Regions from separate parts of the Homo sapiens genome. Here region 2 is linked to region 1. Evidence: chromatin contacts called from ENCODE Hi-C or POLR2A ChIA-PET data. All regions are on one chromosome and are shown on one strand. Each heading gives the region's core, a stretch centred on a gene start or an enhancer-like site at or near the end of the contact. The rest is flanking DNA. Distances are from core to core; before and after follow the strand shown. Region 1 holds the start of ZNF101 (zinc finger protein 101). Region 2 holds the start of ZNF493 (zinc finger protein 493).

Evidence for each region. A loop is a pair of places that touch in the nucleus more often than their neighbours do. ChIA-PET counts read pairs that join two places held with the same protein, here RNA polymerase II (POLR2A). Pooled maps may share reads with other maps.
Region 2: a loop to region 1 is called in a pooled map, with 8 times the contacts of the local background. The contact joins the promoter of ZNF493 here to the promoter of ZNF101 in region 1. A Hi-C loop is called at or near these places in 1 of 37 single-sample maps with no recorded cell type and 7 of 50 pooled maps. POLR2A ChIA-PET finds 5 or more read pairs at or near these places in 2 of 52 experiments (CD4-positive, alpha-beta T cell and activated B cell).

Annotation. Positions count from the first base shown.
Region 1 is chr19:19,665,215-19,670,957 of GRCh38, reverse strand. It overlaps ZNF101 (zinc finger protein 101), which reads right to left and starts at 2,119. Exons shown (of 4, transcript NM_033204.4): 1 at 1,992-2,119. The coding sequence starts at 1,994. RefSeq lists enhancers at 1,298-1,863, 1,864-2,430 and a silencer at 1,710-1,909.
Region 2 is chr19:21,393,827-21,399,569 of GRCh38, reverse strand. It overlaps ZNF493 (zinc finger protein 493), which reads right to left and starts at 2,437. Exons shown (of 4, transcript NM_001076678.3): 1 at 2,303-2,437. The coding sequence starts at 2,332. RefSeq lists a silencer at 2,160-2,398.

The sequences.
Region 1 (5,743 bases), core at 870-3,369:
ATTTTTTTGTATTTTTAGTAGAGACGGGGTTTCCCCGTGTTAGCCAGGATGGTCTCGATCTCCTGACCTCGTGATCTGCCTGCCTCTGCCTCCCAAAGTGTTGGGATTACAGGCGTGAGCCATCGCGCCCGACCTACCATGCCTTTTTTTTGTGGGAATGTATTCATATTCTGCAGCCATAATGGAAGATTTCCTTTTTTTTTTTTAAAGACAGGGTCTCACTCTGTCGTTCAGTGCAGTGGCGCAATCACAGCTAACGGCAGTCTCAACCTCCCCGGGTTCAGGTGGCTCTCCCACCTCAGTCTCCTGAGTAGCTGAGACTACAGGCATGCGCCACCATACCCGGCTAATTTTTGTATTTGTTGTAGAAATGGGGTCTCGCCACTTTGCCCAGGATGGTCTCAAACTTCTGGGCTCAAGAGATCTTCCCGCCCCAGCCTCCCAAAGTGCTGGAATTACAGGCGTGAGCCACCTGGGCAGGAGAATCGCTTTTGACTTCCAGAGCAGACTGGGCAACATAGTGAGACCTTGTCTCTACAAAAAATAAAAACTAGCCGGGCGTGGCGCATGCCTGTGGTCCCAGCTTCTTGGAAGACTGAGGCAGGAGGATTGCTTGGGCCCCAGAGGTTGAGGCCGTAGTAAGCCATGACTGTGCCACTGCATGCCACCCTGAGCTGCCTCAGAAGGGAGAAGTTTCTTTCTACTGTTTCTGGCCCCACCCCACCCCCAAGGGCCAGCAGGGAATCCCTCTGGAATTTCCTAAGGAAACTTCTTTTCAAAAGACAAGAACTCCTCCCTAGGAGGCTCATCAAACAACCAGGAAAGATTAACCACGCCAGGACAGACTTTTCACCCGTTCTTCCGAGGGCAGCTGGAAGAAGTCCCTGGACGGTCCTGAAACCCAGGACCAGAAAGATAGGAGGGTGGGCTGAGGACCCAATACCCTGTGAAGTTCCCAAGAGAAGCCTCCACCCAAAGACTGTCTGATAAGGTGGCCGCGCCTAGGGAAGGTAAAAAGAGGGCAGGCACAGTGATTTTTTTTTTTTAACATCGGAGTGTCAGGGGGTTATTTTCTGCTTTGCTCGCATGTGAAATGTTCACAAACGGAAAATGAACTTTTTAAGAAGTGCCATCTAGGGCTCCTTGGAAAAGATGACAGTTAAAACACTGGGTCTTGCCAGGCGCAGTGGCTCAAGCCTGTAATCCCAGCACTTTGGGAGACCGAGGCAGGCAGATACCTGAGATCAGGACTTCAGCACGGCCAACATGGTGAACCTGTCTCTACTGAAAATACAAGTTAGCCGGACGTGGTGGCGGGCACCTGTAATTCCAGCTACTCAGGAGGCTGAGGCAGGAGAATCACTTGAACCCGGAAGACGGAGGCTGCAGTGAGCCCAGACAGTGCCACTGCACTCCAGCCTGGGCGACAGAGTGAGACTCCGTCTCAAAAATAATAGAAATAATGATAATAATAATAATGTGAAGTGGATGTACTGGAGGGAGAACTTAGGGTTGGGGAATGCGGGGAAATTTAGGGATTTACTGCAGCCCTGGGAGGAGCGAAGCTGGGGGACGGGGTCGTGGGTTTGAAACCCAGCTTCCCACACCTTTGGAAGACTCCGAAGGAAACGGGGACCGCCTAAGGGAGGAGGAACTGGGGACCCCACAGGCCACGGCTCCTCCCGCACGAACCCCACACCCGAGGCGGGATTCCCCCTAAGACCCTCCTGAGGCCCCCGCACGATCTGGGGAGACGCGGGGCTGCGGGCGCGGAGCTGCCCTGAGAGGGCTCCGGGGCCGGGACAGGACACCCGGGGTCCCGGCGGCTGGTCCAGCTCCACCCGGCGACCGAGGGGACCAAGGGTCGAGCTGCGCCTGGGGGACTCGGGTCCCAGACCCCCACAGTCGCCGCGGGGAGGCCCAGGTCCAGCCACTGCCGGTTCCGACCAGCTCCTCCTCAGGTCTCCGGACGCCCGGCTCCGCACGCTCACCATTTCCGGCTTCCGGGTGTCCTGGGTCCTTCCTGGGGCTGGAGCAGCCAGAACAGGTCCCACACGACAAAATCAGCCGTATCCGGGGCACCAGGGGCTCCCCGAGGAACTAAAACCCGGACCCGAATGGGGGGCCGGCGGGAAATGAGACCGCTTCGGGCTTTGGAAGTTGCCCCTCCTCCCGGCGCACCTGATTGGACAGTTTGCCGCACAGCGCCTCTGACTGGCTGGTGCCCCAGGTCCCGCCCCTGGGGCTTGAGCGACAGGAGAGGTGATCGGAATCCTCAAATAATCCGCTCGCTGTGTGGGGTGTGACTGACAGGTGCTACCCACAGCCCCTCGCTGGGACCTTGGACCTGGACTTGCATGGAAGCAGAACTTGCTCCCGTTAGGGTCAACCCAACCAGACTGTTCCCCTCCTTCCCCCATCAGTCTTACAATACAGTCCTTTGTGACCGCCACACAACTCCCCCCGGGCTAGAAGTAGACCTCCTCCCCACTGACCCTTCCAGTAACTGTTTGTTCAAAAGACTTCAGCTGAACCGGCAGACAGTTCCAGGATGCGGTCACAACACCTGCCCACCTTGCATAACAAAGCTGGCAAAAACATCTCCAGGATGCGGTCAGGACACCTGCACCCCCGACTCAGTTCTCACACCCCAGCCCAGTTCCTCGCCCTATAAAGCCCTGCTGTAGTCTGTAAGCGGGGCTGCCTCCTCTAACTGTGGGGGAGCAGCCCAGCAGGTTAATAAAACTTACTTGACTGACTTCAGGTCTCTTCGTCCTTTCGGCTGACCTTACAGCTCCTGGTTTTCCGGAGCAGGCCCTGTCGGCTTCCTGTACTCAGTGGGTCCTTCCTGCTGCTTTTTTTTTTTTTTTTTGAGACGGAGTTTCGCTCTTGTTGCCCAGGCTGGAATGCAATGGCACGATCTCAGCTAACTGCAACCTCCGCTTTCCGGTTTCAAGCGATTCTCCTGCCTCAGCCTCCCGGGTAGCTGCGATTACAGGCGCCCACCACCACTCCCGGCTAATTTTTGTATTTTTAGTAGAAATGGGGTTTCACCATGTTGGCCAGGCTGGTCTCGAACTCCTGATCTCGTGATCCGCCGGCCTCGGCCTCTCAAAGTGCTGGGATTACAGGCGTGAGCCACCGCGCCCAGCCGCCTCCTGCTTCTTTTTCCGGAACACCGGTCACATGAGTGTGCACGGAATTCCAGACTCCGTGTTCAGTGAAGCCATCCCTCCACCTTGGAGCTGGAGAGACTCCCAGGTCACAATGGAACAGGTAGGAGGCCCTGATGTCCTCCAGAGATCAGGAATTTATGAGGCTATTGGTCCCATGGCCAAGGCTTCCTACACGTTACTTCTTCTCAGGCTACTCCTTTTCAGCCAAGAAAATAAAAACATGCCTTAAAGGGAACAAAATTATTAAATGCAGGGAAAAACTGGAGTAAACCACTTTTTTTTTCTTTTTTTTTGAGACGGAGTCTGGCTCTGTCGCCCAGGCTGGAGTGCAGTGGCACGATCTCAGCTCATTGCAACCTCTGCCTCCCAGGTTCAAGAGATTCTCTTGCCTCAGCCTCCCGAGTCCGAGTAGCTGGAACTACAGGCATGTGCCACCATGCCCGGCCAATTTTTTTTTTTTTTTTTTTTTTTTGTATTTTTAGTAGAGACGGGGTTTCACCGTGTTAGCCAGGATGGTCTCGATCTCCTGAACTCGTGATCTGCCCGCCTTGGCCTCCCAAAGTGCTGGGATTACAGGCATGAGCCACCGTGCCCGGCCTGGAGTAAACATTCTATAAAGGTATTGCTACCAGAAAGGGGTCCAGTCCCAGACTCCAAGAGCAGAAGCTTGGACCTTGTATGGGAAAGAATTAATATTGGAGAAAAAACTGAAAAAGTAAGTATATCGAACTGTATCATGGGACAGAAACATGTCATTCCTATTTTTACTGAAGATTATCTTATTTGATACTATGTGATTATTAAGTCCTATTACATTTCCTTTCTCCTTTTACGAAGTCATGTATCTTAATAATATGCAGCCGGGCACGGTGGCTCAGCCTGTAATCCCAGCACTCTGGGAGGCCCAGGCAGGCGGATCATGAGGTCAGGAGTAGGAGACCAGCCTGCCCAACATGGTGAAACACCGTCTCTACTAAAATTACAAAAATTAGCCAGGTGTGGTGGCGCATGCCTGTAATCCTAGCTACTAAGAAGGCTGAGGCAGGAGAACTGCTTGAACCCAGGAGGAGGAGGTTGCAGTGAGCCGAGATCACAGCATTGCGCCTGGGCGACAGAGCATGACTCCATCTCAAAAAAAAAAAAAAAAAAAAAAAAAAAAAAAAAAAAAAAAAAACCAGAGCCGGGCCCGGTGGCTCACGCCTGTAATCCCAGCACTTTGGGAGTCCGAGGCGGGTGGATTACGAGGTCAGGAGTTCAAGACTCAGCCTGGCCAAGAAGGTGAAACCCCGTCTCTACTAAAAATACAAAAAATTAGCTGGGTGCAGTGGCAGGCGCCTGTAATCCCAGCTACTCGGGAGGCTGAGGCAGGAGAATCGCTTGAACTCCGAGGGCAGAGGTTGCAGTGAGCTGAGATCACGCCACTGCACTCCAGCCTCCAGCCTGACAACAGAGTGAGACTCCGTCTCAAAAAAAAAAAAAAAAAAAAAAACCAGAATATGCAGTGGGTGGCCGCAGCGGGTCACACCTGTAGCACTTTGGGAAGTCGAGGCAGGCAGATCTCTTGAGGCCAGGACAGGAGTTCCAGACCAGCCTGGCCAACATGGTGAAACCCTGTCTCTCCTAAAAATACAAAAATTAGCAGGCATGGTGGTTCATGCCTGTAATTCCAGCTACTAAGGAGGCTGAGGCAGGAGAATCATTTGAACCCAAGAGGCAGAGGTTGCAGTGAGCCTAGATTGCAACACTGCACTCCAGCTTGGGCAAGAGTGAGACTCCGTCCCAAGAAAACAAAACAAGACTAGGACTGGGCACCGTGGCTCACACCTGTAATCCTAGCACTTTGGGAGACTGAGGCGGCCAGATCATTAGAGGCCATGAGTTTGAGACCAGACTGGCCAACATGGCGAAACCCGTCTCTACTAAAAACACAAAACATTAGACTGGGAGCGCTGGCTCACACCTGTAATCCTAGCACTTTGGGAGACCAAAGTGGGCGGATCACAAGGTCAGGAGTTCGAGACCAACCTGGCCAACATAGTGAAACCCCATCTCTACTGAAAATACAAAAAATTAGCCAGGCATGGTGGCACGCGCCTGTAGTCCCAGCTACCCGGGAGGCTGAGGCAGGAGAACCGCTGGAACCCAGGAGGCGTAGGTTGCAGTGAGCTGAGATCGCACCACCGCACTCCAGCCTGGGCAACAGAGTGAGACTCCGTCTAAAAAAAAAAGTACAAAAATTAGCCGGAGCGGTGGCATGCGCCTGTAATCCCAGTTACTTGGGAGGCTGAAATGGGAGAATCGATTGAACTCGGAAAGTGGAGTTTGCAGTGAGCGGACATCGCGCCACTGCACTCCAGCCTGGGCGACAGAGTGAGACTTCATCTCGAAAAATTAAAAAAAGAATATGCAACAATATAAGCTACAAAATTTAAATATCCAATAAATTTTAAGTTTAAATAAATTTGCTGTATCAGAGGACAAAAAGAAACATAAAATAGTTACTGTTTGTCACACATACTGTTTAATCCTACTAATTGGTACTGTTAAGTAGTCCTATTGTGGTTTTG
Region 2 (5,743 bases), core at 1,188-3,687, 1.7 Mb before region 1:
CTACTAATATAATGCAATTTACAGCTAAAAAACTGAGGTCAAAATAAGTGAACAAATCTCTTCAAGGTGACAAATCCAGGAGTGGCAGTGCTGGTTAAATAACAGATGTGGGCCGGGCATGGTGGCTCACACCTGTAATCCCAGCACTTTGGGAGGCCGAGGCGGATGGATTATGAGGTCAGGAGATTGAGACCAGCCTGCCTAACACAGTGGAACCCTGTCTCTACTAAAAACACAAAAAATTAGCCGGGCATGGTGTCAGGCACCTGTAGTCCCAGCTACTTGGGAGGCTGAGGCAGGAGAATGGCGGGAACCCGGGAGGGAGAGCTTTCAGCGAGCCGAGATCGGGCCACAGCACTCCAGCCTGGGCGACAGAGTGAGACAAAAAAATAAAAATAAAAAAATAAAAAATAAAAAATAAATAAATAACAGATGTGTCTGACTCACCTTTCAAGTCAGGCCATTCAATAACTTGAGAGATTCTTCCACCCACTCCTGCTCACTTGTGTGCTCAAGAACCACCCATTCAGGAGACACTGCAGTATTTCTTGGTGACTGTCCCAGTTGCGTTTTACTTTGCAAGCTCTTACACCATCTCACTGGAGTCAGTTTTGTTTTTGTTCTTGTTGTTTGTCTTTTGGGATACTATTTTTTGGGCCACAAATTTTTCACTTTTTTTTTTTTACTCTTTTTCTTTTACTATATTAATTTCACTATTTTTCTGCCCCCTTAGAGAATCCAGGGGGCAGAAATTATTTCTGTGTTTTCCCCTCATTACCAGCATCTGATTGGCTGACCAGCAATTTGTCTCCAAGAAATGGAAGCCTGGTTGAGGGAAGGCAATTTTAACATTTCAAAGGGTTACCCGTTTCAAAATAAGAGTACACCGGAAGATTCCCCTCAGCCCCAGAATATCCACTTGCTCCCTTGAGAGGATACACTCCATACCTCAGGTCATCTTATGGGAGAAAATAAACCAGAAGCTGAGATCCAATGGACACTCTAGCTAACATAACCATGGCAGTTATCTTGGTTTATCCCCAGATAGTACTGAAACCCATGACCAGGAAAAAACCAAAGGGTGGCTGAGGACACATCACCCCATAGATTTTCCAAAGGAGAACTTCGACCCAAAAACATTCTGGTAACATCTCTGTGCCTAGACAAGATGAAAGCAAAAGAGACAGAGATTTACTACAATGCAGTGTCAGGGTATTATTATTTGCCTTCTTTTCATGGGAAATATTTACAAACAGATAACAAATCTCTTTAAATGCACCATTTAACCATTTAATGCTTTGCCAAAAAAATAATTAAAATATGGTATAAAAAAGTACAGTAAAAGACAAATAGGCGATAATGTGAATTAGGGAGGAAAAGGTGGCATTTAGGAACGTCAGAGGAAACTGGAAATTATCTTACTGCAAGCCAGAGTGAGGCCGGAGAAATGGGGGATTGGTTCCAAGACTCTGCTTGGGACACAGGTGAAAAATACAGCAGAAAATCAGTTCCCTGTGGAGTGTGAAAATAATTAAGTGGCAGGCAATTAGACTGAGGTATTTCTAGTCCCTGAATTCTTACTTTAAAAAAAAAATCTAACTCAGGTGCATTATTTTTAATTACTACATTCAGAGAAACAAAATTCAGGCTTCAGCAACTGTAAACTGCCAATTAAGCTCTGATTACATAACCAGGAAATTTTCACCTTTAACGCACATATTAAGAAACCATGTAACTGTACCTAACCAATTAGTAAATTTGGTTTCTTCATCATGCATTTTATAAAAGACTTTCCTTCAAGCCTCTCCCACAGACCACAAACTACAAACCATAGCTGGGTGCTCTACAATTCTAGAACCACTCTTTGATTACATTCTTTAATATTTTTGCAGTGACGCCCATAAATTTTTAATAGGAGAAAATAGCAACTGGGAACCCCACGGACCAAAGCTCTTCCCATTCATGAACCCGCACCCCAAGTCAGGATTCTCCCCTGATGACCCTCCCGTGGTCCCCGCACAATCTGAGAAAGACGCGGCGCTGCGGGTGCAGAACTGCCAGAGAGGACTCCAGGCAGGGCACAGTCACAGTGCAGGGAAGAGACAGGACGCCCGGGGCCCCGGCTGTTGGCGCAGCCGCCAACTTACGGCTGAAGGAGACTGAGGCCGAGCTGGGCAAGGAGAACTCAGGGAGCAGATTGTGGAGCTGACTGCGGGGAGGCCTGAGTCCCGCCACAGCCACTTCCCACCGGTTCCGAGCAACTCCTTCCCCTCTCTCGTGATGTCGGACCCAGCACTCTCACCATGTCTAGGCTTTCAGGGGGTCCTGGCATCTTAGCTATGGATTTCCCAGTATCTTCAGGTCACGAAGCCACACACGCTGAGGACACAGAGCAGTGAAGGGTAGACCTGGAGCTCCGGCAGCAGAGAGAAACAATGGCCCAGCCACATCCCGGAAGCCGTCCTCGCCGCTCCAAATGTGTGCCTAATTGGACGGTTCCCAGTTCTGCGTGTCTGATTGGATACGGTTTAAGGGCCCGCCCCTTCAGGCCCTGAGTGACAGAAGATATGACCAAATGCTGGGCGGAGTGAAGAAAGAGTGATAGCCTAGGCTGCAGCCTTTTCAGGCAGGGCTTCCTCCCTGAGCTGAGCCAGGCACACCTTAGAGGGTATTTTCCCTTAACCTTGTGTATAAGGTCATAAGCACTTATAAATAATATATGGCTATTCACAAATTTAAAAAAATAATTATTTTAAAATTTCAGCTTTTATGACCTTCCTGGCTCCTAGTCCTTTGAACTAGCAGCCTGAGATTTTTAAAAGGAGCCAATCTTATGAAATAAGATGTGAGCCACATGTGAATTTTAAATTTTCTAGTAGCCAGACTTTAAAAATAAAGAAGGGCCGGGCGCAGTGGCTCACGCCTGTAATCCCAGCACTTTGGGAGGCCGAGGCGGGTGGATCGCCTGAGGTCAGGAGTTTGAGACCAGCCTGGCCAACATGATGAAACCCCGTCCCTACTAAAAATAAGAAAAAATAACCAGGCGTGGTGGTGGGCGCCTGTTATCCCAGCTACTCGGGAGGCTGAGGCAAAATAATCGCTTGAACCCGGGAGGTGGAGGGAGGCAGAGGTTGCAGTGAGCCGAGATCGCCCCACTGCACACTCCAGCCTGGTCAACAAGAGTGAAACTCCATCTCAAGAAAAAAAAAGAAGAGAGAAAGAGAGAGAGAGAAAGAAAGAGTGAAAGAGAGAGAGAGAGAAGGAAAGAGGGAAGGAAGGAAAAGGAAGGAAGGAAAAAGAAGAAAGAAAAGTGAAGAGAAGAGAAGAAAGAAAATAAAAGTGAAAGAAAAGAAAGCCGGGTGTAGTGTCCCATGCCTGTTATCTCAGCACTTGGGGAGGCCGAGGCAGGCGGATCACCCGAGGTCAGGAGTGCAAGACCAGCCTAGCCAACATGGTGAAACCCCGTCTCTACAAAAATACAAAAATTATCTGGGTATGATGGCAGGTGCCTGTAATCCCAGCTAATAGAGAGGCTGAGGCAGGAGAATCACTTAAACCCAGGAGGCAGAGGTTGAGGTGAGCCAAGATCACGCCATTGCACTCCAGTCTGGGAAACAGAGCAAGACTCCATCTCAAAAATAAAAAAATTTTAAAAAGAAGGAGAAGAAACAGGTGAAATTCATTGTAACAATTTAATTAACCCAATATATCCAAAATATTATCATTGTAATATGTGAGCAATATGTAAAGATTAATGAAGTATATATATATTTGGAACTGTATCTTTGAAACTAACTCTGTATTTTACCTTTCTAGCAAATTGCAGCGACATTCCAGGCACCCAGTAGCCGGCCATACATGGCCAATAGCTGTTGTATTGAATGTGTCAGCTCTGACGTCAGGAAGGTGAAGGGTCTGAACGTCCATATTCTGCCAGTGGTGAGGGGACAGCCTCTCTCTACCAAAGTCTCTGTGCTGTTCCGAGGGTGGAACAGATAGTGGCCATAGAAAGGTCAGAAGATATCAAGAATAAAATCACCACAGGTAGACCACTGCTGGCCACCTGTTGCCCACCTTTCTTCTAAAGATCATACAGTGAACAAAGAATGATAGGGCCACCAGGCGCGGTGGCTCACGCCTATAATCCCAGCACTCTGGGAGACCGAGGTGGGCGGATCACTTGAGGTCAAGAGTTCGAGACCAGCATGGACAACATGGTGAAACCCGGTCTCTACTAAAAATATATACACTGGCTGGGCGTGGTGGCGTATGCCTGTAATCCCAGCTACTCAGGAGGCCGAGGCAGGAGAATCACTTAAACCTGGGAGGCAGAATTTGCAGTGAGCCCAGATCTTGCCACTGTATTCCAGCCTGGGCAACAGAGCGGGACTCCGTCTCAAAAAAAAAAAAAAAAAAAAAGCCTGGGCACGGTAGCTGTCGCCTGTAATCCCAGCACTTTGGGAGGCTGAGGTGGGCAGATCACAAGATCAGGAGTTCGAGACCAGCCTGGCCAATATGGTGAAACCCCATCTTTATTAAAAATACAAAAATTAGCCGTGCATGGTGGTGGGTGACTTTAATCCCAAGCTACTCAGGAGGCTGAGGCAGGAGAATCGCTAGAATCTGGGAGACAGAATTTGCAGTGAGCCCAGATCTTGCCACTGCACTCCAGCCTGGGTGACAGAGCGGGACTCCGTCTCAAAAAAAAAAAAAAAAAAAAAAAAAAAAAAGCCTGGGCATGGTAGCTCACGCCTGTAATCCCAGCACTTTGGGAGGCTGTAATCCCAGCACTTTGGGAGGCTGAGATGGGCAGACCACAAGGTCAGGAGTTCGAGACCAGCCTGGCCAATATGGTGAAACCCCATCTCTACTAAAAATACAAAAATTAGCCGTGCACGGTGGTGGGTGACTTTAATCCCAAGCTACTCAGGAGGCTGAGGCAGGAGAATCACTAGAATCTGGGAGGCGGAGCCGAGATCGCGCCACTACACTCCAGCCTGGGCAACAGAGCAAGACTCTGTCTTAAAACAAAACAAAACAAAAAAATGATAGGGCTACATGAGAAGAAAACTCCATGTCTTCAAATTTGTCCACAGCCTTGAGCTTTCATGTTTAGACATGAAGAAAATAGATTAAAGGCAAACTTTTTTTTTTTTTTTTTTTTTGAGACGGAGTCTCGCTGTGTGCCCAGGCTGGAGTGCAGTGGTGTGATCTTGGCTCACTGCAAGCTCTGCCTCCCGGGTTCACGCCATTCTCCTGCCTCAGCCTCCCTACAATATCATTTTAAAATCTTGACTTTATCTATAAATATCCTCTTTTGTGTTTAATATTTTTATTGCTCTTAAAATAACTTTTTCTACTTTATTAATATGTTCAAAGAACAACACTGATTTTACTGGCCATGTTATTATTCCCAAGTGATAGATGAGACAGAGAGGTTAAGAAGTTTGCCCGGCCAGGAGAGGTGGCTCAGGCCTGTAATCCCAGGACTTTGGGAGGCCAAGGAGGGCAGATCATCTGAGGTCGGGAGTTCGAGACCAGCCTGGCCAACATGGTGAAACCCCGTCTCTACTAAAAATACAAAAATTAGCCTGGTGTGGTGGAAGGCACCTGTAATCCCAGCTACTTGGGAAGCTGAGGCAGGAGAATTGCTTGAACCCAGGAGGCAGAGGTTGCAGTGAATCGAGATTGCACCATTGCACTCCAGCCTGGGCAACACAGCAAGACTCCATTTCAAAAACAA